Linked DNA regions of Homo sapiens: regions 2, 3, 4, 5, 6 and 7 are each linked to region 1. The links are chromatin loops, found by intact Hi-C in ENCODE. Cell type or tissue: PC-9. All regions are shown on one strand.

Region 1 (4,000 bases):
CTGTTGCCATAGCCATCATACAGTTGTAGTGCAATTACTTTTTTAAACAAATGTAGTGTAACCTAAGTGTGAAGTGCTGATAAAGTCTACAGTAGTGTACGGTGATATCTTCAGTCTTCACATTCACTCACCACCCTCTCACTTACTCACCCAGAACAACGTGCAGTCCTGCAAACTCCATTCATGTATGTGCCCTACACAGGTGCACCATTCTGTATCTTTCATATTGTAGTTTTACTGTACCTTTTCTATGTTTAGATATACAAAGACTTACCATTGTGTTACAACTACCTACAGCAGCGGTCCCCAACATTTTTGGCACCAGGGACCCATTTCGTGGAAGTCAATTTTTCCACGGACCAGAGGGGAGTGATGGTTTAGGGATGATTCAAGTGCGTTATATTTATTGTGCACTTTATTTCTATTATTATTACGTTGTTATATGTAATGAAATAATTACACAGCTCACCATCATGTAGAATCAGTGGGAGCCCTGAACTTGTTTCCCTGCAACTACACAGTCCCATCTGAGGGTGCTGGGAGACAGTGACAGATCGTCGGACATTACATTCTCATCAGGAGCGCACAACCTAGACCCTCACATGAGCAGTTCACAACAGGGTTCGTGGTCCTATGAGAATCTAATGCTGCCGCTGATCTGACAGGAGGCGGAGCTCACAATGGGGAGCGCCTGTAAACACAGATGAAGCCTGCAGCTCACCTGCTGCTGTGTGGCCTGGTTCCTAACAGGCCACAGAACAATACCCCTCTGTGGCCAGGGGTTGGAGACCCCGGCCTACAGCATTCAATGCAGCAGCATGCTGCACAGGTTAAGTAACCTGGTGTAGGAGCAATTGGCTATACCCCATATCCTAGGTGTGTGTGGGCTCTGCCATCTAGTTTGTGTAAGTACTCCCTATGATGTTTGCACAACGGCAAAATCACCCAAGGACACATTTCTCGGAATGCACCCCTTTTAAGTGACACATGACTGGTACCTTGCTTGGGGAGAATGATGTTGAGGATCTTGGGCTTGGAAATACCTAGGTTAGCCTAATTCCTTCTTGCTTTTCTTGTTGCAGCGCCTCCTGGGTGAATATTAATTAATATATTCACTAGGATTGAAAGGAAGGTCCTAGACTTTTCTTCCCTTTAGGAGGACAAGTTTAAAAAAATGGAATTTATCTGTAAAGCTGGCTAGCTCTTATCCCTGACCCTAAAAACATAGTCTGTAAGCCCCCCGCCCCCGCCCCCACCGGGGAAGACTCTTTGGACTGGAGGACCGTGTTTCTCTCTAAATTCTTACACTATGAATGGCATGTGAAAATAATATCCACGTGGTTACATATTTTTCAAAACAGTGTCTACTATCCAAAGATCAACAGAGCACAAAAGTACCAAGAGTGGAAAATCTCTGGTGTATAACGGCCTAACGGGAAAGGAGAAAATTGGGGAATGCAACAGGATCTGCAATTCGGGTGGGGGCGGATGGACGCGGATGGACGGCCCGCCTGGATCCGCGCGAGGCGCCACTCGGGGAGTTGATCTGCGGTCTCGCAGTGACACCTACAGGCCGCCGTGGCCGCGCACCTGCGGCAACTGCGTTCGACAGCGCCACCTGGCGGGAGCCGACGCCGGCAGGCCCGGAGAGGATTTTCTTCGTGAATCCAAGACAGAGGGGTGGAAAGTGCTCAGGACCTCTGGGGTGTGTCCTGTGGGCCGCTGGGGCTGGGGTGCAGCCCACGAGGAAGTGTCCGTGGGGTGTGCGTACCTGCCCGTCTATCCTGCCCTCTGCACTGCCTGGCCGTGCTCAGCCCAATGTGCCTGTCCCAGCTGGATCCTGGCCGGGCAGGGCCGTCGATGCTTTGAGAATGAGTGCTGGTATTTTCTGCCTTTTACAAGTAGGGAAAGAGGGGAGTTGGAGGAGTAACCGAGGTCGTAGCCTCCAGGAAGGCCTCCCGGGCAAGCTGACTCCAGAACCAAAATACTCCCCCACCTGCCTCCCAAAGGTGGTGGAACCTCTACTTTTGCCGCTCAGAACAGTCACATTCAGCTTCATCCCGACAGGCACTCGAAACTATGGCAGAGGGGCAGGCATCCTCACTCTGCCACCTAGGTGCTGTGTGTTGCTGGGCAAGTTGCTAACCTTCTCTGAGCCTCCATTTCCTCCGTGACAAATGGGCATGAAAGAGAACGTGCTCAGTGCTGCTCAGCACCACCTTCCCAGGGATTTTGTCAGAAATGCAGAGTCTCAGGCCCTGTCCCAAACACTGAGTCTCGCATCCTTGGGAGGTGGGGCCCAGCAATCTGTGTTTTAACTAAGCCCGCTTGCGACTGTGATACTAATTGAGAATGTCCGCCTTCCAGGGTCACTGAAAAGACCAAATAAGATCACGTGTGCGGGATGCCTGGAAAATACTCAACACACGACTGTCGTAATTCTCCAACTCTAGACAGCCTGGCGTGGGGGCCGGGGGGAGCATTTTCTCTTTTCCTTCCTTTTTTTATTGGTTATTATTTCTTAATACAGGGTGTCAGTCCGTCACCCAGGCTGGAGGGCAGTGCTGTGATCACAGCTCACTACAGCCTCGACCTCCCCAGCTCAAGCCGTCCTCTTGCCTCGGCTTCCTGAGTAGTTGGAAACAGGTGCATGCCACCAGCTAATTTTTTATATTTTTTTGTAGAGATGGGGGTCTCACTATGTTGCACAGGCTGGTCTCGAACTCCTGGGCTCAAGCAATCTTCCCACCTCAGTTTCCCAAAGTGTTCGGATTACGGGCACGAGCCTCCACAGCCTGATTTTTTTTAATTACAAAAGTAAGACATGCTGTTAAACACAGAATTACCATGTGACCCAGCAATTCCCCTCCTAATGTACACCCAAAACTTGAATGCAGGAATTCAGACAAATCCTTATACACCAAAGCTCATAGCAGAACTATTCACGATAGCCAAAAGGTGGAAGCAACCCAAATATCTATCAGCTAATAAATGGATAAACAAAACATGGTATATTCATACAATGGAATGTCATTCAGCCATAAAAAAGAATGAAGTACTAAGACATACCACAACATGGGTGAACCTCAAAAACATTATGCTAAAAACCAGGTCCAAAAGGCTACATGTGCCTGGGCACAGTGGCTCACGCCTGTAGTCCCAGGACTTTGGAAGGCCAAAGTGGGTGGATCACCTGAAGTCAGGAGTTCAAGACCAGCCTGGCCAAGATGATGAAACCCGCTCTCTACTAAAAATACAAAAATTAGCTGGGCATGGTGGCATGTGCCTATAGTCCCAGCTACTCAGGAGGCTGAGGCTGGAGAATCGCCTGAACTCAAGAGGCCGAGGTTGCAGTGAGCTGAGATCATGCCTGTGCACTCCAGCCTGGATGACAGAGTGAGACTCCGTTTCAAAAAAAAAAAAAGCAGGGGAGCTACATATTGTTATGATCTGATTTATATGAAATATTCAGAGTATTCAAATGTATAGACAGAAAGTTGATTGGTGGTCATCTAGGGCTGGAGGGAGGTGTCCGGGGTGAATGCAAATGGGTATGGGGTTTATTTTTGAAATGATGAAAATGTTCTGGAAATAGTGTGATGGTTGCACAACATCGCGAATGTACTAAATGTCACTAAGGATAATGTTGTGTGTCTTTTGCCACGATAAAAAATAAAAGAAGGGCCAGGCATGATGGCTCATTCCTATAATCCCAGCACTTTAGGAGGCTGAGGCAGGCAGATCGCTTGAGCCCAGGAATTCGGCAACATGGTGAAACCCTGTCTCTATTAAAAAATACATATATACAAAAAATTAGCCAAACACGGTGGGGCGCTCCTGTAGTCCCAGCTACTCAAGAGGCTGAGATGGGAGGATCACTTGAGCCCAGGAGGTCGAGGCTGCAATGAGCCGTGATTGCACCACTGAGCTCCAGCCTAGATGATGGAGTGAGACCCTGTCTCACAAAAGGAGACTTGCCGGTTGTAACAATTTAGGGCTG
Region 2 (4,000 bases), 700 kb before region 1:
CTTTGGAAGACAGTGGAGGTGCGTATGCCGGCTTCTCATCTCATCACAAAGATTATTAAAAAGAAAGTATTCCAGGTAAAGACTGAATAAAGTTAACAACTTTAACTGCCTCTTCAAGCACACTGTCATGTAAAACTGCCCTTTATTTTTGCTGCCAGTGTGTGAAGGTGAAGAATACCACAACCACCAATTCCACTGGGTGTCACTGCCTTGATCCGGGCTAAGGACCACCACTACTTTGGCACCAAAAGTGCAAATGTCAATGTCTCAAAAGGGCAAATGACACCTTTCCATTATCATAACAAAGGCTTGGCTCTTGTGGGGCCCTAGTTGGTCACAGGGAGCTCTGGGGATATGTGAACATACTTTAAGAACTGTTGTTTTGAATGACTGGCTCACAGTTGCTTTCTGGTTATTCTGAATAGGCTACTCTATTAAAAGCATGACTTTTCTCAGTATCTTCAAGGTGGTAGAGAATCCCACCCAGCCCTCCATTCTTCCATACACCACTGCCTCTCCAAATTAAGTAAAGTACAATACCTGCTTGCAGGCATAACTGCAGTGTTTGCACTTGAACCTCTTCTCATTCTTATGAGTTTTCTGGTGCTGAATGAGGGCATAGCGTTCATGGAAGACAGCAGAACAGTAGCGGCATTTCAGCTCTGCAGCGCTGTAAGCATGCAAGTTGCGCATATGCACACCTAAAATGGTCACAGAACATTATATACTTCAAGAGTGTTGTTTTCTGTTAGCCTGCTTCCCCTCTCCTCTAAACCGGGGTTTCTCAGCCTTGGCGCTGGAACATGCTAGTTCCTTCCTGGGCAGGGCAGGGTGGGCTATCCTGTGCATTGTAGGATGTTAAGCAGCATTCCTGGTGTCTGTCTACCAGATGCCAGCAGCACCTCTTTCTCCCCGGTTGTGAAAGCCAAAATACCTCTAGATATCACCGCCTGTCTTCTGGGTGGTAAAATCATTCTCAGCTGAGAACCACTGCTTTAAACGAACAGAATGCTGAAATATCATTTTAATACTCTCGGTATGGAGTTAAATGTTATATAAGGTATGTCACACTGGACCTAAAATGTTCATTGAACAAAGCACTTTGAGAACTATTATGGGGTAGGTGAATTTTAGGATGATGTTAAGGTGGTTTTATATAAAAAGATATAATATCTTTATTTTACCTTAAATAATCCACTCGTTGTTAGAAGTCAGTGCCCTGTTATTTCCTATGTTGAAATTAACCTGAGACACATGGTAAGGTCTGGCTGGGTTTGCTCATCTAAGTCTAAAGCATGATGGTCTTGTGATACTTGTGTAAGAAGCCAAATGACAATGGACAGCTGTGTGATGGAGCTACTCCACCTTACCCACAGTGACTCAGACATTTAGAGAGCTTGATTTCTCATACAGTCATGGGAAGGAAGAATTAATGTGTTTATAAAGCATCTTATAGGGCTATGTGGAGTGTATCACCCACTGGCATGAGATGGATATAAACCATGTTACTTTGCCATGGTGTCAAAAAAGTCTAGCAACTGGCTAGACTTGTGCCCCACCAAGCCCCACTGGACTGTGTTTTGTGATGTGCTGGTATCTACGGCAACAATGACAGAATGGTCCAGATGAAAAATAAAAGTGAAGACTTTGTGGAACACCTTTCGCCTTTCAGAAAGGTTTTCAAAAAAATTCATCTCATCTCCAGAATCTCTTTGGGCAAAAGGGTCAAATTTTTTGTTCTGCTAACATATTTTTGTGTATCACAGTGTCATATATTTTGGAAAGAGAAATAAGATCATGGAAAAGGGAGGCCCAGGAATCCTGAAACAAAGAAGAGGCTCGTTCACTCACGCTTCCCACACCCTCCCTCCCATTGCTCAACACTGGCTGGCTTCCCCACAGGCAGTATCAAATCCCAGCTCCTAGGCCTGCTGTTCCAAGACCCTCTGGATTCCCTCTCCCACTCTGTGGGGTGTGACAGTTAAAAGGCTCACCGTGGTAGATGCGGATTACACGTTACAGGCCCGCCTCCTTTCCCGAAGTGACTGTCTTAAGGGGAAAACTGTGTCTTTTGAAACTTCTGCTTCCAAAACTTCTTAGGCCCACAGCCAGGGTTTAACAAAAGCTTGCTGGGTGCCATAGATAGAGCACTGATAAATAGGAACCCAGAATCCAGCCACCTCCTAGCACCCTTGGTTCGTATGACTCCCAGGCAGGTTACTCTATGTCTCTGATCCCCAGTGTCCTCATCTGAAAAATAGGCCCAATGTGGAATGAAGTAATACCCATCTGTGAAAGGTCTTATCACGTGCATACGGAACAGGCCTGGGCCCGGATTCTAAAAACATGCTATAAAATGCACTTATGAGATGCAGCCACCAGATGGTGCGACAGGACTTCTGGAAGAAAATTCGTCCCAGGGCCAAGTTCCCGAAGACCGGGCCTCCCAGTATCAGGGCCAGTACTTTGCAGGTTTATAGGACCACGCTCCAAAGAGCCAGCAAATGCTGTAGTAAAAGAAAGATCGCTAAACCACTCACGTAGGTCGCTTTTCCGTGCAATGATGGTGGCACAATGGGGACACTGGTATTTGGGGACATTTTCGCCGTGTTTCTGCAGAATATGTATTTTCATGGTCCCGCTCTGGGTGAAGCGGGTGTGGCAGATGTGGCATTCGTAAGGCTTCTCACCTGAGATGCAGACAACAAAGTGATTCCCCCTCCAGGCCTGATCCTTGCCAAAGGCCACCTGTGCTGAAAGTGTTTTTTTTTTTTGCCCCAAGCCTCCTTTATCAACCCCCTTCTCACCGGACAACCCCCAATTAGTATGAGACTCCCAAATCAAGCCCAGACAGCTTATGTCAAGTACAGCTGTGTCCATGATGGACCAGAGACATGACTTCCCCGCATCTGGTGGCTACGCAAGAGTTCAAGGTGGTTCACATCCATGGGGCTGTACGAATAACCAAGAAGTACACATAAATGTATTCTTAACACAAGACATCAAGTACCTCTGTTACAAAAGCAGCACACTTTATGTTTTGCCTTAAAGTTGAAGAATGAATTAAGGAGTTGACTTTTATTTATTTTTATTTACTTTTTCTTTTTTTTTGAGACAGGTTCTCACTCTGTCACCCAGGCTGGAGTGTAGTGGCGCAATCCCGGCTCACTGCAGCCTCAACCTCCTGGGTTCAAGTGATTCTCCTGCTTCAGCCTCCCAAGTAGCTGGGACCACAGGTGTGCACCACCAGGCCCAGCTAATTTTTAAATTACTCGTAGAGACAGGGTCTCCCTATGTTGACCAGGCTGGTCTCAAACTCCTGGACTCAAGGGATCCTCCTGCCTCAGCCTCCCAAAGTGCTGGGATTACAGGTTTGAGCCACCATGCCTGGCCAGGAGTTGAGTTTTAAATACCTGAAAAATCTACGGAAGCAAATACTTTGTGTTTTACTCCACACAGTGGGGTTGTGGCACAGTATCTATGCAGACTCTCTTACTGCTAAATAAAGGTAAAAGTACAGATCAAGATTCTTTTATCATGAAGGCACGCAAAAATCCACTTTTACCTTTGAACTTTAATTGTGCCAATAAAAAGTAATTTTTTAAAGCTTGCTTTAAGAGTTAACACTGTAGGTATCAGGCCTTCAGCACCAGAGCCCTTACCTGAGTGCGTTCTCATGTGGCGTTTCAGCTTGTAGGTATCTCTGCTGGCATAGCTGCACTGGCAACACTGAAAGGGGCGCTCCCCAGTGTGGGATCGGACATGGCGCTTCAATTTACTTGCCTAATAAATACATAAATGATGTTCGTTGCAATAGAAACTAAAAAATGGCAGAGTCTTCCATTAATCAGCATTGTAAAAGAGATTTAAATTAATCATATTTTAACATCAGAGCACCAGAGCATATTTCACTCACTGAAAAAACATGAAAAAGTCATCACTTTTGATCATCTGTTATGGGTGATTTTATCTCATTTGATGTGTGTGTGTATAAGCTCCT
Region 3 (4,000 bases), 1.2 Mb after region 1:
ATTGTCTTGTTGCTCAGCTCAAGAAAAGAAGGGAGGGTCCCTTTTCTGATTAGGAATCCCAAGCAGACCCAGCATGAGCAGCCCTCCCTTGAAGCCAGCAGCTCAGTGTGAAGAGCTCCCAGACAGCCCTTGTCAGGCCTGGGGACAGAGGAGGGTGAGGACTTGAAAAATCACCAGCAGAGAGTAGAAATGGAAACCACCTGTGCACAGTTTTCCTCTATGCGGGCTGGCTCTGCAGCTGCAATAAGAAACATCGAGAAAAGCTGATGAAGTGGGGAAAAGGATCCAGAACAGATGTGTTTCCTGTACACATTTCAAATGTGCCGGGCAGAGGCCGGCGGAGGCCCTATGGGACGCAGAGAGGCCCTGCTGTGTTGAGGTCCCAGCTGCCATTTTGCCTGCCTTCTTGGGCTCCAGGATGTTGGCCTCAGGCTCCCCGCTGACCAACCCTGTTTGGGGTTAAGTGAACACCGCTGGACAGACGTCAAGTCATGAGAAAAACTCCATCCTGAGAGTCATCTTAAGCTTCTTGGGATTTCAGTATGCCCAATTGATTCCAGCTGGTGTCAAATCAGCATATTTTGCCTAATTACATTCATTTTTGCAGGTGGTCGCCATCGGTTTCATTTACAAGAACTCAGAGTAGCCCCAAGAAATGAACTAGATAGCTGGCAGAGCAGTCCACAGTGGGGAAAAAGTCTGTTTTTGTGAACACTGAATTGACATATGCTTTTCCATAAACCCAGGCTTGCAAGGAGTCGTGCTCATGGCCTCCTTGTCTACTTTCCATCCCTCAGTCTCTCTCTCTTTTTAAGGCATAAATGTGAAAAGAAAACAAATCTCTCCTCTCCTATCTTCCCCGGCCCGACTCAGGGATTTGAACGCTGCTCATTGCTGGCCCAGCTGAACCAGGGGGCCCAGACCTTAGCCTCCTTTGGAAGACTGCCATGTAAATCAGTGGCCTACACCAAGTTTTCTCAGTAATGTGAGTCCTTCCTTTCCCTAAAAATGGGAAATGGGGCCTCCACAGGTCATCAAAAATGTGGCTTAAGCCTGGTGTGGTGGCTCATGTCTGTAATCCCAGCACTTTGGGAGGCTGAGTGGGTGGATCACCTGAGGTCAGGAGTTCGAGACCAGCCTGGCCAACATGGTAAAACCCCATCTCTACTAAAAATACAAAATTAGTTGGGCATGGTGGCACATGTCTGCAATCCCAGCTACTTGGGAGGCTGAGGCAGGAGAATCGGTTGAACCTGGGAGATGGAGGTTGCAGTGAGCTGAGATGGCACCACTGCACTCCAGCCTGGGCGACAGAGTGAGACTCCGTCTCAAAAAAAAAAAAAGAAAAAAGAAAAAAAAAGAAAAAGAAAAAATGTGGCATAAAAACAGAACATCTGGCCAGAGATCATTGTTTAATGGAATCCTCTCCAAGGGTTCTCTCTCTTGCAGACCCGTCCAGGGCATTTCAGAGAGAAGAGCCTCGAAGCCCAGCCCGGAGAGGCAGACCAGAAACAACTGAAAGCAGGCCGGGGAAGATAGGAGAGGAGAGATGTGTTTTCTTTTCGTATTTAGGCCTTAAGATCCAGCCCATGTCAGCCTATCTCCTCCCCAATTGCGGGAGTCAGACACATGTCCCCCGGAACAGAACAAGGTGTGCAGCTGGGGAGGAGACGTGCCACTGTCTAGCTTGGGGCCCACCTGCCATGTAGCTCCCAAATAACATAGTGAAGTGGTTAAAGGGCACTTGTTCTGGAGCCAAGTGGACCCAGGTCCAAATGACAGCTTTCTGACTGACTTTCACTCACTTACCTGGGACCTTAGGCAAGTGACTGGTAGCACTGAGGTCCTGCAACATGTGGGCAACCCTATCTCCCCCGGGGGTGACTGTGAGATCAGAGGAAATGTGTGCAAAGCACTAGCACAGGGTGAGGCTTTGGCACACAGTGCACTGGGCTGGCTGTGATACATGGTAGCTGGCACAAGGTCAGGTCTCAGACTGCTGCAAGTATTACAGGGCAGTGAGACATTGTAGCCATTGCAGTTATCATCAATATTCCCTAGCTCTGATAATTCTCTCTCCTCACCCCAACCTGTGGGAGTATAGAAAATGGGTACTAGCAGGAAAAAAAGCCCAGGGTTTGGCAGGATTCAGGCCATTTCAGGGCTGTTTATGGACAGAAACTTCTCAGTCTTTGGATCACGGCAAGGAAATTTTTTTCCAAATCCTTGGGTAGCTCATTTGTGAGGCAACAGCACCCTCTCTGGTCGGAAAGCAGCATTTTCTCTAGAATTTTCTCTGGGGGCTTCAGGGCACCTACACCCAAAAAGTGAACAGGTGTGTAAATGAGTGTGGTGTGGTCTTTATCCAAGGAGGTCAGGGCAACCTCAGCATCTCCCCCTTATCTGTGGGCGACTGCATCCATTTCTTCCCCCTCATTCTTCCCAGCTTTCATTGCTTCTGAACTGCTGACAGTGGGGACAGTGGGGACAGTGGGGAGGGAAGTATCTGTGTCTGAGGAGCCCGCAGTACCCCCTCTCAGGCTTAGCCACACTGGCTGCCTGCTCCAGTTCCACCCTCGGGGCCAGCACTTACTCGGCATATCCGAGTTTTGGTTTGTCCTGGCCTTTTACAGTCCTGGGAACTGTGACTGGACCTCCACTCACACTGACCTCTCCCCAGCACCCTTCTCCACCACCACTACAGAAACTTGCATGCTATTTGGTTTGGAAAATTCCAGAAGGCCCGACTCTCCTGTGGGTCTGTGTCACCCCTGACCAAGTCCCAGCTCTGAGGTCTCAGGCAGGCCAAGCTGCCTCTCTGAGCTCCTAGAGCCTCAGCCCCGGAGGGGCAGTGGTGGGGCATTCACAAAGTAATCTGTGGTCATACCTGGCTCCAGCAAGCCCACAGGCTGTGCCTGCCATGCCGACACGCCCCTTCACACTGCCAGCAAGTGGCTGCGTGGTCCTGTCTCGGGGGCTTCCCCCACCTGTGGTCCGGGTGTTGTCCCATTCAGCCTTGTGACATCTCTGCGAGCTCCCCTTCTCGTTGCCAACCTACCCTGAGAGATGCAGCTCAGAGAGAGGAGCGGGCCCAGCCTGCTGGGGGTGTCCCTCCAGTCTAGAGCGAGACTCTCACCCAGGCCCCCCATGGCCCAACAGAACCCTGGGGGCTTCCAGGCCCCACACCCGCTGCTCCTCACGACCCCTTTTCTCTGTCTCCATGGAAGCTTGGAGATACAAGTTGGAGAGAACAAAAGCTCGGGGGCCCTTCCCGGCCACTCCCAGCCCGGCTCCCTGGGCCTCCGCCCGCGGGCTGACAGCACAGAGAAGCTTCAGGAGCGGTTCAGCTTTGCTCTCACCTGCTCTCTTGAGCAATCTGTGATGGCTGTCAGAGAAACGCCTGCTTTAATTAGTTCTTCACTGATTACTATTAAGTGGCACGTTATGTAATTATCCCAGGGCAGGCCCCAAATGGAGTCTATTTCAAGCAGTTACCTGAATTTTGTGAATGAAAATTATGGTGATTCCATCTCGACTACACCACCCGGCACCCAATCAACACATATAGTGGCAAACCCAATAACCCTCCAACGGGCGGTGAACAATGCCATGGCTCCTGCGTCCAGGCTGCCTGGCAGCTCACGGGATGCTCACAATGGCCCTGACAAGTGTTTGTCTCACAGGTTGGAAAACTGAGGTTCAGAAAGAGTGGGTAATTTGCCAAAGTCACACAGCTGGGAAGTCACACAGCTGGGACTGGAGCTCAGGCAGTCCAGCTCCAGAGTCCCAGCTCCTAACCTCTATGCAGTTTAGTTAGTGACTACAACTGCTGTTTATTTAGTGGCTTATGTTGTTAGTTAACCACAGAGATAGATGATTTGTACGCATCATCTTTCCTAATCCTCACTACCAAGTGGAGGTGGTATTATGCCCATCGTACAGATACAGAAACTGAGGCACAGAAAGATCTAGCTAGCTGGAAGTGGCAGAGATGGTTTTC
Region 4 (4,000 bases), 830 kb before region 1:
TAAGTATTCATAAGTTTGATGGCATCTTCTACTTCAAAGAGATACTAGTGTAATCTTGGCTCTTTGTTTCACTAAATGTCAAGCCGTCCTGCCATTAAATATTGACTGCACACCCTGTTAAGAGCTGCTTTCGTTGAAAGTAAAGTATATAAACCTCATGGAGAAGACAAATTGTGTTCTTTCACTTAATTTTTTCCAACATATGAAAATTTTAAAACATCCACAAAAGTGGAAAGGGTTTTGGCAGTGAACATACACCTGCCATCTGCCTGCCACCAGGATGCCACCATGAACACTCACCTTTCCCTTGATTTTCTGCTTGGTTTTGCCTGGCTTTCCTCCCAGTCTTTGTTGTAACATCGCTTCCTTGGTTCCTCACTGTGGGAACAGGGCCTCATGGGAAGAACTTTGTGTAAAGATGCTGCTGCAACAAGGTGGCAGGGATTTAGGGTGGGCACAGGAAGGTGCACTCGGTTCCTGTCATGTTTGGTTGGAAGCAGGATGGAGCTGTGGTGGGTTTGTGTGAGACACCTGTCTGTGAGCCTGTGCTCACGTGTGTGCACGTGTGCATGTGAGCCTGCCTGTGAAAACCCTCTCAGTCAAAGGGGCCAGCTGAACCCGCCTGCCTCACCCCGTTTTCGGGTTAGCTTCACACCAGAGATCCTCTGGCAGAGGAAGAACAAAGGATGCGGCAAGTGCCTGGCCTGCTGGCAGTGAGCTTGCTGACTTTCACCAGAAAATCACCACCAAGAGAAGGTAAACAGCAAGGGCCAGGCGTGGTGGCTCACGCCTGGAGTCTCAGCACTTTGGGAGGCCAAGGCGGGAGGATCACTTGAGGCCAGGAGTTCCAGACCAGCCTGGGCAACAAAGCAAGACCCTGTCTCAAAGAAATTTTATTGAGTCATGTAGGAAATGTTTGTTTTTCTCATTCAACCAAAATTTTCGTCTCTTTTGGAGGAGAGACTCTAAAACATGAACTAAACACATGTTCTTGAACACTCGGGAGTGCCTAAGCCAGCCTTTTCCGAATTCACTCATGACCCATTCGTAGGTTGTGAAATGAACGTAGTTGTTGCAGTGAGCGTTTCTTTTAGTGGAGCCACACAAAATCACAGAATCTATGTATGTATGAGATATTTTCATATCCTGGGGTGGGATTCTTCTCTGTGCCTGTCACTTTTTGTATGGTTTAGGATGAGTTCTTAGCTTCGGTGACCTCAAGTACTAAGCCATAACTGCACTTGAGGTCTCCCCAAAATGGGAGGGATGATTATATTAATTATATTTGAAATAACCTTATAACATTGCAATTAAGAACAGGGGGCTGGGTGCGGTGGCTCATGCCTGTAATCCCAGCACTTTGGGAGGCCGAGGCAGGCGGGCCACTTGAGGCCGAGAGTTCCACACCAGCCTGGCCAACAAGGCAAAACCCGTCTCTACTAAAAATACAAAAATTTGCTGGGCACGGTGGCACCTGCCTGTAATCCCGGCTACTGGGGAGGCTGAGGCGTGAGAATTGCTCAAGTGCTTGAGCCCAGGAGGTGGAGATTGCAGTGAGCCTAGATCACGACAGAGTGAGACCCCGTCTCAAAAAACAAAAAAACATGTACTTGAAATTGGACTGCCCACCTTCAATTCCAACTCTGTCACCAACTTTGCTAACATGTGATTTACCCTTTGTTTAAGCCTGTGATTTAACCCTCTGAGCCTCAGTGACCTCATCTGTAAAATGGGAGACATTAAAAGTAGCTATCATAATGGTTGTGTGAGTAGTCAAAGAGTTAAAGCGTAAAAGTGCCCCTGTGGCTGGCCCGTGATGTGGAGTTTGAATGTAGCTGCTACTACGAGTGCCAGTGAGGATGACATCCATGAGAAGTCTCCTGCTCAATGGGGCTGTGCTGTCGGTATACAGGCGGGACAAAAAGGTCCAGAGACCAAGTGACTGGAGATCTTGCTTGTCTCTAAGATTCTTTCCCCAGGAGCCGGGTGTTGTGCTTAGGTCTGGCCAGCAGATGGCGCGAATGGCCCCAATGCCAACATTGGAGCATGTGTTTCTGTGTTCAGTTTCACAGACTTGAGTTCATTAAAAGAAATGAAGTGTTGGCCACCCCCTTCCATTTTTTGTTGTGTTGCTAAGCTTTTAGGATATTTGGGAAGTAGAATCAAAACATTGCTTATGCTGTCAGAAGAATCGTCTTAAAAATAACACACTTAGATTGAAGGCCTCCTTGGAAAATGCTAAAGGAGATAATTTGTCAGAGGTGGGACCCTGATTTTTCTGTTTCAAACTTAATGTCCGCGATGGTTTCCTCGTGGAACACTGAAGCCTTGGCGCCCGCGGTGTGGGGGCCTCTGAGCACTCCCGTGCCCCATAGCATCATCCCTGCCGTGATATGGGAAACACAAATCCCTGGTGGTGGCAAACAGGTCACTTTAAGACTCGTGTTAGTAACTTTGAGGCTCTGTGGCCCGTTGGAATTGAGATGTAAACCTAAAACAGCAGATTTCAAAGGCTTAGCGCCAAAAAAAATGAACTAAACACATGCTCTTGAAATTAATGTAAATGCCATTAATTTTCATACCAATTACACATTCAAATGATACTATTTTGGATAATTTAACTTTCCCCTGCTTATATTTGTTAAAATGTGGCTACTGGAAATTGTAGATTCCATTCGTGGCTCATGTTGTATTCATCTTTCTCTGGGACATCACTGCACTAGGTCATCTGACTTTTGGAGGTGTCACCCACCACTCCACACCAAATATTAAAATGCACCCACATCCTGCTTTAAATACACATTGTTTTGAAGGCAAATTCTTTGAAAAACTTTCCTATTTTACTTCTGAAATGATTTGGCCGTAAGCGTACACTCCATGTTGATTTCTTAATCATGACCTCGAATAATAGGGAATTTCTCACAAAGTGCAGCGTTTCCTACAAAGCTACAAATTGTTTTCAAATTGATTGGATATTAGAACACTAAATAGTTTGTGAGGTCTCCAGTATTACATTTGTAGGCCTTTACTTAAACGGATTAATTTGGGGATTTTTCTTGTTTGTTTTTGGTTTTTTTGGGGGGAGGATAGCATCTTGCTGTATCTCCCAGGTTGGAGTGCAGTGGTGCAATCTCGGCTCACTGCAGCCTCTGCCTTTCGGGCTCAAGTATCCTCCCACCTCAGCCTCCTGAGTAGCTGAGACTACAAGTGTGCACCACCACACCAGGCTCTGTTTTTTATTTATTTTTTATTTTTTTGTATTTTTGGTGGATACAGGGTTTTACCGTGTGTGCCCAGGCTGATCTCAAACTCCTGCGCTCAAGCAGTCCTCCCGCCTTGGCCTCCCAAAGTGCTGGTATTACAGGTGTAAGCCACCACACCCAGGCTGGGGTTGTTGTTTTTAAATATCTTCAAGCCAGTTCTCTTTTTCTTTCTTTCTACCTCTCTGCCCTTCAACATTTTTGTAGGCTCTTAAAAAGCTGTATAAGCCCCAGACCCCAGGGCCTGGCTATAGTGTTTAGGAAAGGCAGTCTCAACACAAGCATTGTATTTCCTTGCAAGGTACTGGCTTGTTAATCAGAGCCTGGCAATGTTTCACAGCTCTGCGAGGTCTTCCTGCTCACTGCGGTTCCCCTATCTCACGGCCTACATTTATCCCACGGAGATGGGAGAAGCCAGGAGAGGTTGTGGCTGCACCTTTGAGGGTTTTATTATGACAGGTGTTAGGTCACTGTAAGGCAAATATGGGCAGTGTAAACAGTTTCGTAGCCGACTGTGTGAGTTTTTACACTTTATTGAAGTGTGACATATAAAAGGCTGTACATATTTAACTTATACAACTTGATGAGTTTGGAGATAAACATACACCCATGAAACCATCACCACAGTCTAAGAGCCTATTGTGAATTTTGCATCAATCTATTGAAAAATATTTTTTCAGGTGAGGGCTGTTTCGAAAGCCAATGAGAAACACCTGTTGCATACTTGCTTAAAATGTAAA
Region 5 (4,000 bases), 1.1 Mb before region 1:
ATTATATGCCTAAAGTATTTACTAGTTGGTCCTTTACAGAGAAAGTTTGCCAGCCCTGGTTTGGACTCAGATGGATGACCAGGGCAGGACAGGGCCATCCGTGAGCACATAGAGAAAGGGGTTGGTGTCGGGGGTGGAATCATTCAGGTGGGAACACAGAGGTATCTGGTTCAAATCTGGCTTTGCCTCTGACAAGCCATGTGTCCCTGGGGACCCCCTAATCTCTCTGAGGCTTAGTTCCTCCGTCTGTAAAAAGTCAAACCTTTCACCGTTTCTGTGTGGATTAAACAAGGTAATAGACACAAAGCACCTGGCACGGAATAGACCCTAAGCGTTATGTTCCTTTTAAGCCTTTCCTAATGGATTCTATGCTGTTAGACTCACCCCAAAAGAGAGGCTGCCACAGGGATTTGCGGTTTGCTAATTGGAATCCAAACATTGCTTCTGCTGTTACAAAAGCCAAGTTACCCAAAGTAGAATTGGTTTTAGGAGCTTTTTTGAAACTAGAAAGAGCTGACAATAAAAACTCCAAAGGAGACTTGTGCAACTGGTGATCATGGGTGGGAAGGGGTGGACGGGATGTCTTTTCTTGAGGGTTTTAGGATCCAAGAGTGTTTTGCTCCCAGAGATCTTTGTTGTTCGCTGCATGTCAAGGCAGGGGGCTGAGCAGGAAGGATTGCTGAAGACGTCCTGGTGACACGCATTGAAGGCTGGGGTCCCCAACTCCAAGCCCTGAGAACCTCTTATAATATCCTGGCCACCCCCTATTTTGGAAGAAAATGGCTACCAAACAAAATGTTTTCATTAAGTCATTAATTTTATTTGTTTTTTTTTTTAAACCGATCAAAAACATATGTATTAGCCAATCTGGACTTCTGCTGAGACCAGAAAGCAAGAGACACAGGGTAAAAAGAAGAGGCTGTGGGTCTAGACAGACCTGAGTTTGCATCCTGGTTTTCCACTTTGGCTGTGTACACCTGGGGCAGGAGACCTCAGGTCTCCAGACTCACTTTCCTCATCGGTAAAATGGGGATCAGAACAGCACCTCCTTGCTAAGGTTCTTGAAAAGATTTGATAAGCCCAGTTAGGAGGTAATATGATGATGCAGGAAGGGCGTCAGGGCCTGGTGTATAGTAGATGCTCAACAAATGTCAGAGACTATGTTTTCTAGTATATATATGGCTCCAGCACTGCAAGGCAGATACTAATGCCATTTTTCAAAAGAGGATACCAAGACTCAGAGAGGTAAAGTAATTTGTTCTACGTCACACAGCCAGGAAGGGCCAGAGCACAAGTCTGGGTGGCTCCAGGACACCAGTGAGTAGATATCAGGCTACTTGACCACCGGACAGTGACCAGGAGACCCACTGAGTGGCCATGATTCCTGCCTGAAGCAGAGCCAGGCGTTGTTTGAGTCGGGGCTGCCTCACCTTAGGAGGTGGCCTTCTATTAATAGCAGTGTTGACAACAGCCTCTAGGTGCACATGCCTGAGTCCACCCCAAAGTGGGGACCAGGAAGATCCCCAACCCCAGGGGAACCAGGAAGAGGCTGCCCCAAGCAGCCACAGGGCACCCTGGAGGACCCCCCGGCGGCCAGCAGAGGGCAGCAGCCACCTGTAAGGGAGGAGGCCCTTGGGTTGACACAGGCAGGAGAGGGGCTGCCCAGCGCCAGGTGTCCCTGCCTGTGTCCTGACAAAGTTACAACAGTGGGGACCCTCACGGTTCTGACGAGGTGCCAGGACAGTCCTTTTGGAGCAGGCACTGCTGCTATGACCAGGCCTTTCACAGAAGGTGTCTAAGTGGCACGGCACCGGTAGGGAGCTGGGCCCACGCCCTGACAACCTCCCCACCCCCAGGGCTCCTTGCACTTCCCGCAGATCCAGAGGCAGGAACCGTGCAGGTGCACACAGCCCGGGAGCTGGGATCCTCCGAGGCCAGCACAGCTCATACCTGTTTTCGAGACGCAGGAGCTGAGATTCAGAGTGGGAAGTTATCTACCCAGTGTGATTCACGGAATAATGTCCAGAGCCTGTGAACATGTCACTTTACATGGCAAAAGGGACTTTGTAGGTGTGATTCAATTAAGGATCCTGGGGTGGGGAGATATTCCCAGGTTAGCTGGGTGGGCACAGTGTGATTCCTTATAAGACGGAGGTAGGAGGGTCAGAGTCACACCAAGGCCATGTGACAGAGCAGCGGAGGTTGAAGTGATGCAGGGAGAGACTCCACCGGCCACCACTGGATTTGGGGAGGGCGGAAGGGGCCACAGGCCAAGGAATGTGGTGGCTTCTAGAAACTAAAAAGGCCAGGAAATTGGTTCCCCCCAAAGCCTCAGGAAGGGATGCAGTCTGCCACTCCTTGATTTTAGCACAGTGAGGCCCACTTCAGACTTCCGAGCTCCAGACTATGAGATCAAGTGTTGTTTTAAGCCACCAAGTTTGGGAAAATTTGCCACAGCAGCAAGAGGAAACGAACGCACTCAGGTGCTCCTGCCACACACACTCACAGTTGCACAAGCTGGTGCAGCTCCAGACCCACACACCTCCACCACCACACACTCCGCCATGCACACACACCTCCACGCACACACACCTCCACCCGCACACACACACACCTTCACCACCACACACTCCACCCACACACACCTCCACCCACACACCTCCACCCACACACACCTCCGCCCACACACACCTCCGCCCACACACACCTCCGCCCACACACACCTCCACCCACACACACCTCCGCCCACACACCTCCGCCCACACACACCTCCGCCCTCACACACCTCCACCCACACACACCTCCACCCACACACGCCTCCACCCGCACACACCTCCACCACCACACACACCTCCACCCACACACACCACCCATGCACACACCTCCACCCACACACACACACCTCCACCCACACACACACACACCTCCACCCACACACACCACCCACACACACCACCCATGCACACACCTCCACCCACACACACACACCTCCACCCGCACACACCTCCACCACCACACACATCTCCACCCACACACACCACCCATGTGCACACCTCCACTGGCACACACCACCCATGCACACACCTCCACTGGCACGCACTACTCCACCTGCGTGCGCCTCCCACCTGCGTTCACCCTCCACCTGTGTTCGCTCCCACCCACTCATGCCTCTCCACCCGCAAAAGTGTGAGTGCTGAGGCTGGGACTCAACCTGAGCCGCTGGCTCTGGATTACTGGGTCCTGCCGGGCTGGCCAGGCCTGGTCACAGGCCGGGTCCCAGTCAGCAGCTCTTTACCTCAACAAGGAGAAGGTTGGGAGGTCGCTGGGATTGTCATTACTTGTCCACATTAGTCAGGGTTCTTACCCTTCCCTCATCTCTTTCCCCATCCCCATGCCTCCCATTCATTCATTCAGTCATTCATTCAGTCAGTCAGTCATTCCTTTTCTCAACAAATACATATTTACTAAGCACTTACTGTGTGCCAGGCAATACAGTACTGAACAAGGCAGTCTGCTGAAGGAGGCAGACACAAGCCCCGAGAGGGGGTGATGTGACATCATGGAGGGCTTCCTGGAGGAGAGAAAGTTGTAATGACGAGATGCCAGGCAGCCAAAGCAGAGAGGGGTTCATCGAACGACCACATATGAGGCACTCGCCATGCCAGCGGGCTGGCAGCTGGATAAAGTGAGGTCCTCCGGGACTCAGGTCCAGTAGAGAAGTCAGGCACAGCATAGGGGGTGCTGGGAGGTGGACCCCCAGGAGAGGGGGGAAGGGGAGGAGACAGAGGTTACAGGAGGAGCCCAGGGAGGGCAGCGTGGAGAGAGCATAGGCTCAGGGGGCACAGCCGGTGTCCCTGCACCTGACTCGCAGTGCGCGCTCGGGGAACAGCTGCTGGGTGGCGAGTCAGGGGCAGCAGGCCCGCTCGGCAACCACAGCTTTGGCTTCATTCTCAGGACCTGCGTGTAGCGAGCGACTCCGCACGAGCTTGCCCTCCGCAAG
Region 6 (4,000 bases), 610 kb before region 1:
CTCCACGCAGGGCTCGGCCTGTGGTCAGCCCTTGGTAACTGTCAGCTTTGTTACCATTCAAAGGACCACAGGGTGTGGGACAAGAGCACTGCGGCCCCCCAGGCCTGTGCTCTCGTCACCGGCTGCAGGATGGGGGCCTGTTCTCGTCACCTGCCGAAGGGCTGAAATGCCTCCTTGGGGGTCATGGTGGGGCCTGACTTATTGGGTGCCGAGTTAGATCACCCTTTGCTATTCATGAGGCTGTGGCTGTGCCAGGAACCACGGGCGCTGTGACAACACAGCCACGTCCCCTGACACCCACTGACGTCCCCTGCTCTGGGGCTCTCCACCGATGATCTCATTTAACCCCGTTTTGCGGATGGGAAAACTGAGACTCAGGGATTCAATGACACTTGTAACATCTCACACCTGGTCAGTGGCGGAGCCCTCTGGGGCCCAGGCCTGGCTGCCACTCGGGGAGGTCTTGTTGGGGGCCTCTTTCCTTTGTCAGTGACTCCAGGACCTCTGGGCAGAGTGGGAGGAGGTGACATTCAGCAGAGTGTGGCCGTGGTGCTGTGTGTGTGAGATGGGAAGCAGTTGCCCTGTCTGGAGGCCTGGGCCCTACCTGGGCACTGAGCTGTGTGTATGTGTGTGTGGTGCACGCTGGTGGGGGGTGCTGAGGTTCAAGGTAGCGGGTCACTTGGGCATGTCACAGCACAGAGGGTAAACCCGCTGTCCACCAGGCTTGGGGCAGATATGGCTTCTGAATCCATCCTACCTGAGCACATTGTCAGACTCAAACAAGGAGCTAGACTAGGAGTCAGAGAAGGAGGGGCCAGATGGAGAGAAGGGGGTGGCTCAGGATGGGGCGTGGTGAGGGACCATTACCCACAGCACTGATGCGGCCGCACCAACGAGGCAGGCCCCTGCTAGTTTCATCCTGAACACAGATGATCACCCCATTTTGCACATGTGGAAACGGAGGCGCAGGAGGACTAGGTACTTGCCCAAGGTCACACAGCTAGAAAATGGTTGGGCAAAACCTTGAGTCTGGGGTGGTCCAAGTTTGTATCTTTGGCCCTACACTGTTGTGTAGACCTGGGAGGCATCCACCCACTTGGTGAGCCAGAGAGGGGCCTGTGGGCTGACTGTAAGCTCAAATGGGCCCTCTCTTCAGGTCCTGCAAATGAGGCACCGCCCCACCTCCCTACCTCCCAGACAGGGGTTGATGATGTGGGTTTTCTTCCACACTTGGAGGTCGACTGTACTCATTTTGTGCCCTGGGTTTAATCCTAGAGGGCCATTCACTGGCTGTGTGACCTTGGGCAAGTAGCTTAACCTCTCTGTGCCTCAGTTTTCTCCATGTGAAACGGGGTAAAGATTCCTTTCTTCGTGGAGTCGGTGGGAGGATGAAGTGAGTTAGTGCCTGCGGGAGTCCGGGGGGCATCAGCTCCCGCAGGGTCGGGACTTCGATGCCACAGATGGGCTTGCAGGTAGGGTCCTTGGGAGTCACGCAGGAGCTGGACTGGGGACTTGAGCGGGGGTACCCAGGTTGCAGGGGTGTTCCCCACGATAGAAGAAAATCAGCCTCTGAAGGGTGCTGGGTTTGTGCTCCTTCCCCCAAATTTGGGGCACGGGCATCAGCCAGAAAGGAGCCCGCCCCCGGCCCGGGAGGGCAGAACAGGAACTTTCACCTGGGGCCTGTGGACCGGCTGCAGGCTTATGTGCACCACCCCGGAACCGTGGGGGAAACACGTGTGTCTGGCTGCTTTGTGGGGAAGGAACAGGAGGGGGTCACACGGGATCCCCCCCACCCCGCCTGACCCCACCTCAGGCCCTGGAAGTTTCCGAGCCCAGCCTGGTGAGCGGCGGCCGGCGGCGTGCGGCCAGCAGAGGGCGCTCGGGCCAAGGCTGTGAAAGGCCGGCTCCGCGCTCCTCCCCTCCAGGCCGCCCCTGCAGTCGAGACCTGCGGAGGGCGCGGGCGGGGGCTGGCTTGGCCCTAACTCTCCGGGAGCCCGGGTGGGGCCGCTGGGGTCACAGCTGGGGCCACAGCTGGAAGCCGGCCCAGACATCTCAGCCCGGGGCGGGTGTCACAGGGGAAATTTTGACAATTTCCCGGCCTAGCCCCACCTGTACAGACGGCTGTCAATCAATCCCCGGGAGGGCCTAGGCTTCAGCCCCCAGGTCTGGGCACCACTGGGCAAGGGCTCCCTTCATTCTTAGCGTGAGCTCCCACCAGGCAGGGTCTGTCCCTATTTCTGCCCATTTAACAGAGTAGGAAACTGAGGCTCAGAGGTGGCAGGACTTGCCTGAGATTACACTCACTTGCCTGGGATTACACACACCAGGGGCTGTGACGCCAAGCCCCATTATTTTTTTCCCCATTTATTCTTTTATATTCGTGATATTAACAGCAGCAGCAGCGCCTGTAACGGACCTTCTCAGTCTGGGCCTTGCTGGCACTCTGGGCTAGATGTCTGTGTTAGGGGCATGGGGTGCGCTGAGCGTTGAAGGGCATGGGGTAGCCTGCACATTGAAGCATGCTCAGCAGTGCGGGCTGTGTGAGGCTCCCCAGGACGATGCCCGTGTTCTAATCCCAGAACCTGGAACATGTTACCTTACATGGAGAAACAGACTTTGCAGAGGTGATTAAGTTAAAGATAGTGAGGTGGGGGGTCATCCTGCATTATCAGGGTGGCCTCGATGTCATCACAGGGGTCCATCTAAGAGGAAGGAGGAGGTGAGAGGGAAAGACAGAGGTTCAGAGCCGGTAAGCCAGATGCTGGGGGCAGAGAGGAGTCACACAAATGGGGGGATCAAAGATTCACCTCCAGGATCTCCCAGCCACGCAGTTCACCCCCCACACCCCTGACCTGCAGGTGGAGCTGGGAGGGCCAGGCCTGTCTCGAGCTCTGTAGCCAGGGGCGCCAGACCCCCTCCCCCCTTTCCCCACCCCCGGCCCCCCAGCTGACACTCCCGCCTTCAGGGCTTTGCCGGCACTGGCCCTGCTGGATTGCTTCTCCAGCAGCTGGGGGCATTCAGCTGATTGTGGCAAAGGCCACTGTGCCCCGGGGTGGGCGTGGGGGGCAGGTCAATGAGACACAGTGGGGGAGCTGACCAGCCAGGGGCTGGGAGGTGACAGCCAGGCCGCGGTGATATGTCCCAGGCAGCTTTTTCAGTAACATGTTTAAGAGCACTGGCTTGCAAGCCTGCCTGATGGCTGGGTTTGAATCCTATCTCTGTCCTTGGGCAGTAGTTTCACCTCCCTGAGTGGGTTTGAATCCTATCTCTGTCCTTGAGCAGTAGTTTCACCTCCCTGAATGGGCTGCCTTGGAATCATGCAGCGGGGGCTGCATCATGCTGCGTATCCACAACTGTCCAAGGAACCCTTGTTTCACAGGAGCTCTTGCAGAAGAGGGTTTTCATGGAATGCAAAATCCTGGTCCTGCTGGCCCCTCCCCATCTGAGGTGATGTGGCTGCCCGTGGGTGGGTGCCAGTCTGCTGTCATCCGTGGGAGCTAGCAGCCTGGCAGATGGGAGTGTTAAATCCTCCGTGATGGGTTGACCACCAGGACTGGAAAAATCTGGTTTTCAATCTGGAATTTTGAACATGGGTCTCACTTGTCAGCCATGTGGCTTTGGGCAAGCCACTTACCCTCCCTTGGCCCCAGTCTCCTCATGTACTTAAGGGGAGGATTAAAGAATGCTTAGAAAATGCCCTTGTCACAGAAGGTCCACACCATTCTAAGCACCCCCAAATTCAGGGGTGAGCCTGGATTGGCTACAGCTAATGACTCTCATCCCCATGCCCAATTGGAGGTGGCAAATACTGGGGTGGTTTAGAAATTGCTTTTGTCCCCTGTGGGAATGTGAGGTCTGGAACCACTGCAGCCATTTTGTCCCCAGCAGGGCAGAACTCTTAGTGGCTGGAAAGTCTCCGTGTGGAGCCTGAAAAAGCTGAGTCTGTGGGAAGCCATGAAGAGAGATGGAGGGACAGTGGGTCCTGAACCACATTGTTTGA
Region 7 (4,000 bases), 590 kb before region 1:
GTTATCTGGTTTCTGTGTTTTTGTTTGTTTTTGAGACAGGGTTTCTGTCATCCAGGCTGGAGTGCAGTGGCGTGATCACGGCTCACGGCAGCCTCGACCTTCCGGACTCCAGCGATCCTCCCACCTCTCAGCCTCCCTAGTAGCTGGGACCACAGGCCTAGACCACCATGCCCGGCTAATTTTTGTATTTTCTGTAGAGATGGGGTTTCATCGTGTTGCCCAGGCTGGTCTCAAACTCCTGGGCTCAAGCGATCTGCCTGCCTTGGCCTCCCACAGTGCTGGGATTCCAGCCGCAAGCCCCCACGCCCGGCCCCGCTGGTTCCTGTAGTACTTCCTCCTCGGGGACTCACAGGTGCTACAGAGGCACCGTCCCCAGCTCTCAGTGGCTTTTCTTGTCTTCTTCCAGTTTGTTTCCCTTGCCCACACTAGGGGCAGAACATTTAGGTGCGTGAAGGCCCTGAGATTGTTCTTGTGTGTATCCATGTGAGCCTCTTTAATGAACACCTATTATGCGTTTTCCAATCTCAAGTGCTCCTCCAACCCATCTACAGGGTAGGGGCCAGTTCTGTCTTCTTCTCAGGGGGGAAACTGAGGCTAGAAAGGCAAGATCACTTGTCCAAGGCCACACAGAGTCCATGACAGAGCTTGTCCTGTCCATTCCCCAATTGTGTTTCCTGATCTATAACACCCAGAAGTCACTGGTGAATCACCCTTAGTGCACAGATGGCGTGGAGTTCCCCGCCTCATCATAAAACTTGCTTATTAATTCCAGAGTCAGATGCCTGGGGTCAGCAGCCGAGTGGTTCGGAATGCAAGCCTGGGTCAGCATGCTTGGGTCCAAACCTGGCTCCGCCATTTACCGGCTGTGTGACCTCGGACAAATTATTTAACCCCTCTGTGCCTCAGTTTCCCCATGTGTAAAAGGACTTAATCAAAGGACCTAGCGCATGGGGTCGAGGTGAGGACCTAAGGGGCTGATACAGCCCAGCTGTCGGGCTAGAGCCCCAGAGCCATCCGTAGTCACGGGCACCGTGGTCACCTCACAGGAATGCTTCTGGGAGAGGACCCGTTGCTTACATAATTCTCAAAAGGGCCAGTGACCTCAGAAAAACTCAGAGCCACTGTTCTCTTCCAGATCACAGAAGGAGGAACTGAGGCCCACAGAGGTGAATGCTGTGTACAAGGCCCCCCAGCTTTTGGCAGCCAAGGGGGTTGAGAGCTCAGCCCTGGAAGTCCCTGGACTTGGGGTCTGTGTCTCATCTGCAGAGGGCTGGGAGGGCTAGAGACGTCTGTGCTCCTTGCAGACCCCATTTATGCATAAGGAGCAGCTTAGCGGCAAATACAAATGGAAAGGGGGTCCGGAGGTTTATCCTGAAGCTATCTGTCTTTGCAGAGCGAGCACCTGGAGCCCAGGTCTTCCGCCCTGCCTGCATGTTAAGTGTTTGAAGCAAAAAAAAAGTCTCAATGCCCAGGCCGGCCCAGACTAGTCAACTCCAACCTCTGCGGCTGGGGCCCGAGGGTGAGATTTTTTATGCTCCTGGGTGACTTTTCCTGCTTCCAGGTGGAGAACCAGTAAGTCTGGGGCAAGTCAATAACAGCAAACTGCAGGATGCTTTTATTCTCCTTTTATGTAAAAGCGAAAACTGCAGGTATCACCCTATGAAATAACAATAGTGCTCTTTAAATGGGGGGGTAGGTGGGGTGCTGAGGGAGATGATGAAGGTGCCCTCCGGAAGGGGCTCCGGCTGAGCCCTGCAAGGCTGAGTCCCTTGGGTGTCTGGGGTGCCACGCCCGAACTGGCCACCAGGTGATGCCGCTCACCAACCTGGGCTTGGGCGCACCTTGGCTTCAAGTTCCCTCTGATCTGCAGGGAGGAGCTCCTACCCCAACCCATGGTTGGACTCCAGACTTGATGAATCACAGCTCCAAGACGTGCCCACCCCTCCCACTGCCTTGTCCTGCATCATCCTTTATTCTTCCTGTCTCTTCAGTCACTCATCGTGGTTTCTTCACTCATCTTTCCTGGAAGGAGTCAGATTCCAGCTGTTTCTCTGTGAAGCCTCCAGGCAGTTCTTTGTGCTCTTCCGGCCTGGCCTCCCAGTGTTGGTCTTGACACAGCCCACCACTCCCCCGTGGGGAAACTCTCTCTCCCCCCATCTCCAGGGCCCATGCTAGCTTCTCCCCTTCCTTCCCTGGCCTCTGCAGCTCAGGCCTTGACCCCAGGTCCCTGGTGGGCTTGCAGGTCAGGTTGAGGGATGTTAGCTTGGTCTTGGGTGCCAGCCTTACTTCTAGGAAGATGGCTTCTGCTGCAGGGAGGAGGCTGGTGCCCCTCACGGCTGGTCTCCATCCAGACTGTGCTTGGATGACCCCTTTCTGTCCCCGTGGCCACATCCTGAAGGCACATGGAGCCCCTCTGGGCCTGAGCCATTTTTAGGAGTCTGTAGCAGGGACCACCATGCCAGTGGAGACCAAGCGCCTCGGGAAGTTCCCTGGACAAGGATTCTGTCTTGTCTCTTCTCCAGGGCAGGTTCTCCTTCCCAGCTGTGTGGCGCTACCTCTCTGAGCCGCGGTTTCTTTAACTATAAAGCAGAGATACTAAGAAAAAGCATTTTTGACACTTAGTATGTGCTCACAACATTTGCATAAGTTAGAAAACATGATGCATCTCCACAGTATCTCTTTAGACAGCAAACAAACAAAAGAGAGCAATAGACAAAAAGAAGAAAACATTTCACGTGGGTAGGTTCCACCTTTCTTTGCATTCCATGGCACATCTGGAGATGAAGCCAGGAATCTGCTATGTGCTTGTCACCCACTGAGTGGGAGTCTTACTTTTAAATACTTAGATTGCCTTTATTTCTCTTCTCTATTTAAGAGCTGTTTAAGTTGAGTTTGACCCTAAGGATTATCTTTAAGCCTAAATACCAGTGGCTAAAACAATAGAGTTGTGTCTTTTTCTTGAAAGAGTTGTAGGCATTCCAGGTTTAGTGTGGTGACCTGGGGTCCTTCTACATTGTCGGTCTGCCATTTGTGGCCTTCATTCTCAAGTTTGCCTTACATTTTAGAATGGCTGCTAAGCTCCAGCCATTACATCTGCATTCCTTCCAGCAGGGAGTAGGAAAGGGAACAAGGGCAGATATCTCCCTTTAAGCACGCATCTTACAAGTTGCACACACATTCCACTAATACCCCATTGGTCAGTCTTGTGGCTCTTATCTGTAAGGGGAGGCCTGGAAAGATGGTCTGTATTGTGGGTCACCATGTGCTCAGCTAAAATTGGGGTTCTATGACTTTAAAATGGGGGACAGTAGATATTGGCAGAGACCTAGCTATCTCTGCCATTTCAAGGTTCCCTGGTGTCCCCAAGAAAGGAGCAAAGATACCTCCTCTGTGCCTTCAGGTGTGTCCATTCACGGGGTTCATTTATTCAGCAGTTGCTGTGCCTCCTTACTCTGCCTGGAAAGGGCCTCAAAGGCCACAAGACTTCCAAGATGGCACCACTGCCTGCTGGAGTCCTCATCTCCTTTTGCCTTGGAAGGCGCACTCCCTGTTCATGGCTTGTGTTTTTCTGGAAACTATTAGAGCTCTCCGCCCAAACCAGATGATAATTACATGTTACTGATCTTGAGTCTTTAAATTTTTCTCTCTCTCTTTTAAAAGAGAGATATTTTTACTGCACATTGTGTTGACAAAACCCAAGTCTCCCTTCTACCAGGCAGCCTGGATTTTATTTTCAGATTTCCTCTGTGAATTCATGCAGGGGGAGGAGGTGGAAAGGTACTGAATGTGAATAATAACATGTCTTTGGTCAGGGACAAGGGTCAGAGAACCAGGGGTGGCTGAAGAGGGGAATGGAGATTGCCCAAGGTCACAAAGTCATCCTCCTGGGGTGGAATGAAGACTGAGTAAAACTGGTGTGTCCAGGAAAGCAGGTTTTCATTGCAGTCCCTAGAGGAGTCTGCCCTGGCCCTGTTCTCTGCTCTTCCAGGCAGAGCTGTTG

The links. Peaks named below come from ENCODE experiments on the same cell type or tissue, not always from the same donor. Only the 100,000 strongest peaks of a DNase experiment are listed, where the experiment ranks them.
Region 2: it touches region 1 in a loop (19-fold over the local background); 104 of 110 quality-filtered maps call a loop at or near these places.
Region 3: a loop joins it to region 1, with 10 times the contacts of the local background. A loop is called at or near these places in 2 of 110 quality-filtered maps.
Region 4: it touches region 1 in a loop (9-fold over the local background); 28 of 110 quality-filtered maps call a loop at or near these places.
Region 5: it touches region 1 in a loop (12-fold over the local background); 6 of 110 quality-filtered maps call a loop at or near these places.
Region 6: it touches region 1 in a loop (16-fold over the local background); 106 of 110 quality-filtered maps call a loop at or near these places.
Region 7: a loop joins it to region 1, with 11 times the contacts of the local background. A loop is called at or near these places in 10 of 110 quality-filtered maps.

The regions. Positions count from the first base shown.
Region 1 is chr20:58,208,420-58,212,419 of GRCh38, forward strand. No RefSeq gene overlaps it. Among named protein-coding and RNA genes, the nearest start is that of ANKRD60, 18 kb to the right of the region's middle. In PC-9, CTCF peaks have their summits at 1,578 (motif pointing left) and 1,781; a DNase peak (open chromatin) is centred at 1,612; H3K27ac peaks cover 482 bases.
Region 2 is chr20:57,512,052-57,516,051 of GRCh38, forward strand. CTCFL (CCCTC-binding factor like) reads right to left here. Exons shown (of 11, transcript NM_001386993.1): 6 at 3,663-3,783; 7 at 2,541-2,690; 8 at 541-701. Among named protein-coding and RNA genes, the nearest start is that of CTCFL, 11 kb to the right of the region's middle. In PC-9, CTCF peaks have their summits at 2,382 (motif pointing right) and 2,584; a DNase peak (open chromatin) is centred at 2,370.
Region 3 is chr20:59,453,668-59,457,667 of GRCh38, forward strand. No RefSeq gene overlaps it. Among named protein-coding and RNA genes, the nearest start is that of PHACTR3, 150 kb to the right of the region's middle. In PC-9, CTCF peaks have their summits at 2,250 and 2,455; no DNase peak of the experiment used is centred here; H3K27me3 peaks cover 3,920 bases.
Region 4 is chr20:57,379,949-57,383,948 of GRCh38, forward strand. It overlaps LOC124904938 (a long non-coding RNA gene), which reads right to left and starts at 2,656. Exons shown (of 2, transcript XR_007067671.1): 1 at 1-2,656. RefSeq lists an enhancer at 1,825-2,119. In PC-9, a CTCF peak has its summit at 2,021 (motif pointing right); a DNase peak (open chromatin) is centred at 2,003.
Region 5 is chr20:57,088,206-57,092,205 of GRCh38, forward strand. No RefSeq gene overlaps it. Among named protein-coding and RNA genes, the nearest start is that of BMP7-AS1, 120 kb to the right of the region's middle. In PC-9, CTCF peaks have their summits at 1,597 (motif pointing right) and 1,799; a DNase peak (open chromatin) is centred at 1,566; H3K27me3 peaks cover 755 bases.
Region 6 is chr20:57,595,261-57,599,260 of GRCh38, forward strand. No RefSeq gene overlaps it. Among named protein-coding and RNA genes, the nearest start is that of ZBP1, 23 kb to the right of the region's middle. RefSeq lists silencers at 1,732-1,791, 1,812-1,985. In PC-9, CTCF peaks have their summits at 1,852 (motif pointing right) and 2,051; no DNase peak of the experiment used is centred here; H3K4me3 peaks cover 608 bases.
Region 7 is chr20:57,620,865-57,624,864 of GRCh38, forward strand. No RefSeq gene overlaps it. Among named protein-coding and RNA genes, the nearest start is that of ZBP1, 2.4 kb to the left of the region's middle. In PC-9, CTCF peaks have their summits at 1,791 (motif pointing right) and 1,997; a DNase peak (open chromatin) is centred at 1,897.